Regions from separate parts of the Homo sapiens genome. Here region 2 is linked to region 1. Evidence: read pairs that join two places in POLR2A ChIA-PET (ENCODE). Cell type or tissue: PC-9. All regions are shown on one strand. Links, peaks and the distances in the headings refer to the core of each region. The heading gives the core; the rest is flanking DNA. Region 1 overlaps FKBP15 (FKBP prolyl isomerase family member 15). Region 2 overlaps SLC31A1 (solute carrier family 31 member 1).

Evidence for each region. ChIA-PET counts read pairs that join two places held together with the same protein. Peaks named below come from ENCODE experiments on the same cell type or tissue, not always from the same donor. Only the 100,000 strongest peaks of a DNase experiment are listed, where the experiment ranks them.
Region 2: POLR2A ChIA-PET joins it to region 1 with 6 read pairs; 2 of 35 experiments call an interaction of 5 or more read pairs at or near these places.

What each region holds. Positions count from the first base shown.
Region 1 is chr9:113,177,173-113,179,984 of GRCh38, forward strand. It overlaps FKBP15 (FKBP prolyl isomerase family member 15), which reads right to left. Exons shown (of 28, transcript NM_015258.2): 20 at 1,458-1,629. Among named protein-coding and RNA genes, the nearest start is that of SLC31A2, 28 kb to the left of the region's middle. In PC-9, for the core only: no CTCF peak of the experiment used is centred there; a DNase peak (open chromatin) is centred at 1,149.
Region 2 is chr9:113,247,965-113,250,776 of GRCh38, forward strand. The region is part of intron 1 of SLC31A1 (solute carrier family 31 member 1); the gene reads left to right. The region is part of intron 1 of LOC107987119 (a long non-coding RNA gene); the gene reads right to left. Among named protein-coding and RNA genes, the nearest start is that of CDC26, 26 kb to the right of the region's middle. In PC-9, for the core only: no CTCF peak of the experiment used is centred there; no DNase peak of the experiment used is centred there.

The sequences.
Region 1 (2,812 bases), core at 149-2,648:
TTTTGGCCACCATCTTAACACACTGGACCAATCATTGTTTAGTATTAGTCCAGGTTCTTTCTCACTGCTTGAGTAAGATAGTCTCAACTTTCTTGGTAGCTGGGACATTCTACCAAGAATTTGCTTTCAAAGCATCCCTTCTCAAATAAAGCTCTTTGAAATAAATAAAATTTGTTTGGGAAACTTTTGAGACTCTTATGACTCTTGAGGTAATTGTCATAAGGCACCACAAAAGCAGAAATGAGACATTTGAACAACATTCAAATCTAAGACTGTCTAACACATTTGCCTCATGTGGGCCCAGTCATGCTCTAAAAGGGAAGAGATGGGCTGGGAGCAATGGCCAATGCCTGTTAATCCCAACGCTTTGGGAGAACAGGGCGGAAGGATGGCTTGAGGTCAAGAGTTCACAACCAGCCTGGTCAACATAGTAAGACTCCTGTCTCTACAAAATATAAAAAATTTTTAAAAAAATAAAAGGGAAGGGATGTATCTTCAAGGTAGCACCTTACCAATTGACATCATTGTTTTTTAGTTCTCTATTAGGCAAATGAACTTTGCTTCCACCCAACTCTGCTGCTGCTCCAGCTACCCCCTGCCCACTAGTCCCATGTCTGCCTTCCATATTTGTTTCCATAAACCAAGGTAGATTAATCAACCTGCTGGTCTTCACAAATCTTCTATCCAATCACCATGTCTTGCCAGGCACTGAACTAACACTAATATGGAGGAGAGGACTTTACAAAGATGAGCAAAACACCATGCTTATCAAACTGTGATAAGGGTTATAATAATGCACTATGAGATAAAGGATTTTTTTTTAAAGAGATCAAATGTTCTAGAGAAAACTAGGAAAGCTTCTGAAAGAGGCAGATTTTGAAGAGGACTAAAAGCGAATATTGGTAATGGTGGGCATGTCAAGTCCAGAGAATAGCATGGATAAGAAGCAAGACAAGAACTACAGGATGAGCTGAAGAGCAGCCAGCAGGCTTGCTGGCATGGTCAGGGCCAGGATGAACTGGACAATATAACGGGAGACAAGCCAAGCAGGATGGGCCTTGAGTGTGAGGCTGAAGAGTTGCAATCCATCTTCTAGGAAAGAAGAAACCACACCAGGAAGCATTTCTTTTTTAAACTTCCACTGAGTCATGAGTTAGAACAACACATCAACTATTCCAGGCATTTGAAGCCAATCATAAGTACCAAAGATTTTGAAGCCAACACCTCCCCAAACAAAAGGGAACTGTGGCACTGATCAATTCCACATGAATAGTCAGTTCTTTTGCTGTTCCTTCTGTAAAACAATCATGTAGGTTTTATACTAGTCTCCTTTAATTTTTGGTGTAGTCCTTCAAAAACTTCATGAGCATCATGCCAAAAAAATTGAGAGGAAGAAAACAGCTTAATTCCTTGAGTTTAAATGGCAACAATCCCAGCATCCCCCACCTAGCACATACCTGAGAGCTTTGCCTGCACTTTGGTGAGCTGGCCCCTGAGAAGATCTGTCTCCTTCAGGCTTTCTGTCAGCTGCATCTGCAGCTCTGTTTCCTTTTTTTGGTGAGCAGTCATTTTCAGCTGCAGATGAGAGACCTGTGCAGTGGCCGCTGCTAACTCCTCTGTCACCTTGGCCTGAATAATAACAAAGTATGATGTCACTTTAAACATAGGTGTTCTCCATGCAGGTGATGAACCAACCTCACATAACTCTATGTAGACTGAACTAGTAAACAGGGAGTTATGGCTGCCTTCAACCTGCATTAAACCAAATTCAAATTATGGGGTGGACCATCTCTCCTATACAATTATATTACTACTACTATTATGACTCCTATACTATTATACCTATACCAGTATACTTAAAATTTTTTTTTTTTTAGAGATGGGGTCTCGCTCAGTCACCCAGGCTAGAGTGCAATGACACGACATAGCTCACTGTAGCCTCGGACTCCTGGGCTCAAGCAATCCTCCCACCTCAGCCTCTGGAGTAGCTGGGACCACAGGTGCAAGCTACTATGCCTGTCTCTATTATACCTTACATACATTTTCACAGTTGTCTATTTCCTTATTATCATTTGTCTCTTCTTACTGTGTTCACTGTACCCACTTGTTTTAAATATATTTATTCCTCGCCTTATTCCAAAGTCTTTATCGGTTTTATAGATTGCATTTAAAATCTGATATTTTGACTCTCCTAAAAAAAGAAAATAAAGGCCGGGCGCAGTGGCTCGCGCCTGTAATCCCACCACTTTGGGAGGCCGAAGCGGGCAGATCACGAGGTCAGGAGTTCGAGACCAGCCTGACCAACATGGTGAAACTCGGTCTCTACTAAAAATACAAAAATTAGCCAGGCATGGTGGTGGGCGCCTGTCATCCCAGCTACTCGGAGGCTGAGGCAGGAGAATCACTTGAACCTGGGAGGCAGAGGTTGCAGTGAGCTGAGATCGTGCCACTGCACTCCTGCCTGGGCAACAGAGCAAGACTCCATCTCAAAAGAAAAAAAAAAAAAACAAGAAAACAAAATTGTATATAAAATAAAAATAACATGCCACTGCTCTGCCTGTGGGGTAATCATTCTTTTATTCCTTCACTTAATAAACTTGCTTTCACTTTAAAAAATAAATAAATAAAAATAAATAGGCTATAAATGAGTATCTGAGAGTATATGTAACCTTTAGACTAAGCTTTAAGATACTTATTTTTGCTATTCAGTAGCCTTAGGTTTTCACCTGCTAAACACAGATGACAATGAAATCTAGAAGTTCCAGATATAGGAGTGGCTTTCATCTACTCATTGTCCTGCTTCAAATGGCCT
Region 2 (2,812 bases), core at 4-2,503, 71 kb after region 1:
AACTCCTGCTTAATTTTTTAAAATAGTCAATTCCTAGACCATTTCTCATCTTCCTTAATGATCCAAGAAGATGGCCAGGCATGGTGGCTCACGCCTGTAATCCCAGCATTTTGGGAGGCTGAGGCAGGCAGATCACCTGAGGTCAGGAGTTCCAGAGCAGCCTGGCCAACATGGCGAAACCCCGTTTCTGCTAAAAATACAACAAAAAAATTAGCCAGGTGTGGTGGTGTGCACCTGTAGTCCCGGCTACTTGGGAGGCTTAGGCAGGAGAATCACTTGAACTCAGGAGGCGGAGGTTGCAATGAGCTGAGATTGTGCCACTGCACTCCAGCCTGGGTGACAGAGACTCTGTCTCAAAAAACAAACAAACAAACAAACAAAAATCCAAGATTTCTGTGCTAGAAGGAAGAGCTCTTATGAACTATTCACATGAGTGTTCATAGCCACTTCATGGTCTCAGGAAATCAGGACAGGCAGAAAGATACTTGAAAGCAGTCCTTTTTTTTTTTTTTTTTTTTTTTTGAAACAGAGTTTTGCTCTTGTTGCCCAGGCTGGAGTGCAATGGTGCAGTCTCAGCTCACTGCAACATGGCCTCCCAGGTTCAAGTGATTCTCTTGCCTCAGCCTCCCAAGTAGCTAGGATTACAGGTGCCCGCCACCACACCCGGCTAATTTTTGTAATTTTGTAATTTTTTAGTAGAGATGGGGTTTCACTATGTTGGCCAGGCTGGTCTCAAACTCCTGACCTCAAGTGATCCTCCCACCTTGGCCTCCCAAAGTGCTGGGATTATAGGCATGAGCCACTGTGCGCAGGCTTGAAAGTAGTCTTGACGCAAATACTTTGTAGGAGAGAAGCTAACAGACAAGTCAAGGGTTGTCTTAATAAAGTCAAGTGAGGAGAGAAACCCAGCTAATATTTTGATTAATGCCTTCTCCCACAAAGTTCACTCATTGGATTTTCCCTACTCAAGTTCTTTTATCCCCTAATATTCCACATAATGATAATAGCTGCCATTTATCAGGTACTTTGGTAGATGCTTTATGTATGTTATCTCATATAATCCTCCCAAGAATCCTCCAAGTTGTACAGGCTGGAAACCAGCTCCAGAAAGGCTAAGTAACTTTCCCAGGACATACAATCAGATCACCTTCTTTTTCTTTTAAAATTCACCTTCACCTTCCAAATTCTTTTTACAGATGTGTTCCAGTTAGGTAGTTAAGTCCTGTCACTCCGTTATTCTAATGCAAAGGTGATTCTCCAGTATTGCAAAGATGATTCTCCAGTATTGAACGATTTTGAATTCTGTTAAAGAAAACTAGTATACCTCAATTGGCAAAAAAAAAAAAAAAAAAGTAAATGAAAGGGCAGTACAGTAATTCTAATCTTTCTTTGTTTTTTTTTTATTTTTTTATTTTTTTTGAGATGGAGTTTTGCTCTCATTGCCCAGGCTGGAGTGCAATGGCAGGACCTTCCCTCACTGCAACCCCCACCTCCCGGGTTCAAGCAATTATCCTGCCTCAGCCTCCCAGGTAGTTGGGATTACAGGCACGCACCACCATGCCCAGCTAATTTTATATTTTTAGTAGAGATGATGTTTCACTATGTTGGTTAGGCTGGTCTCGAACTCTTGACCTCAGGTGATCCACCCACCTTGGCCTCCCAAAGTGCTGAGATTACAGGCGTGAGCCACCACACCCGGCCACAGTAATTCTAATCTTTCTACCCTAGTTATAAGCTCAACTTGGTAAATAAAATATTTTAGGTAGATTTTATCATAGATTAAAGGTTAGGAAAATTTTCGCAACCTACTCATCTGACAAAGGGCTAATATCCAGAATCTACAATGAACTCAAACAAATTTACAAGAAAAAAAACAGACAACCCCATCAAAAAGTGGGCAAAGGACATGAACAGACACTTCTCAAAAGAAGACATTTATGCAGCCAAAAAACACATGAAAAAATGCTCACCATCACTGGCCATCAGAGAAATGCAAATCAAAACCACAGTGAGATACCATTTCACACCAGTTAGAATGGCAATCATTAAAAAGTCAGGAAATAACAGGTGCTGGAGAGGATGTGGAGAAATAGGAACACTTTTACACTGTTGGTGGGACTGTAAACTAGTTCAACCATTGTGGAAGTCAGTGTGGCGATTCCTCAGGGATCTAGAACTAGAAATACCATTTGACCCAGCCATCCCATTACTGGGTATATACCCAAAGGACTATAAATCATGCTGCTATAAAGACACATGCACACATATGTTTATTGCGGCATTATTCACAATAGCAAAGACTTGGAACCAACCCAAATGTCCAAAAATGATAGACTGGATTAAGAAAATGTGGCACATATACACCATGGAATACTATGCAGCCATAAAAAATGATGAGTTCATGTCCTTTGTAGGGACATGGATGGAATTGGAAATCATCATTCTCAGTAAACTATCGCAAGAACAAAAAACCAAACACCGCATATTCTCACTTATAGGTGGGAATTGAACAATGAGAACACATGGACACAGGAAGGGGAACATCACACTCTGGGGACTGTTGTGGGGTTGGGGGAGGGGGGAGGGATAGCACTGGGAGATATACCTAATGCTAGATGACAAGTTAGTGGGTGCAGTGCACCAGCATGGCACATGTATACATATGTAACTAACCTGCACATTGTGCACATGTACCCTAAAACTTAAAGTATAAAAAAAAAAAACTTCAAAAAAAAAAAAGGAATCCTAAGGGTTTTTTTATTGTTTGTATTTCAGTTCTGTCCCTGAGTTATATATTCAGATTTTTTTGGTT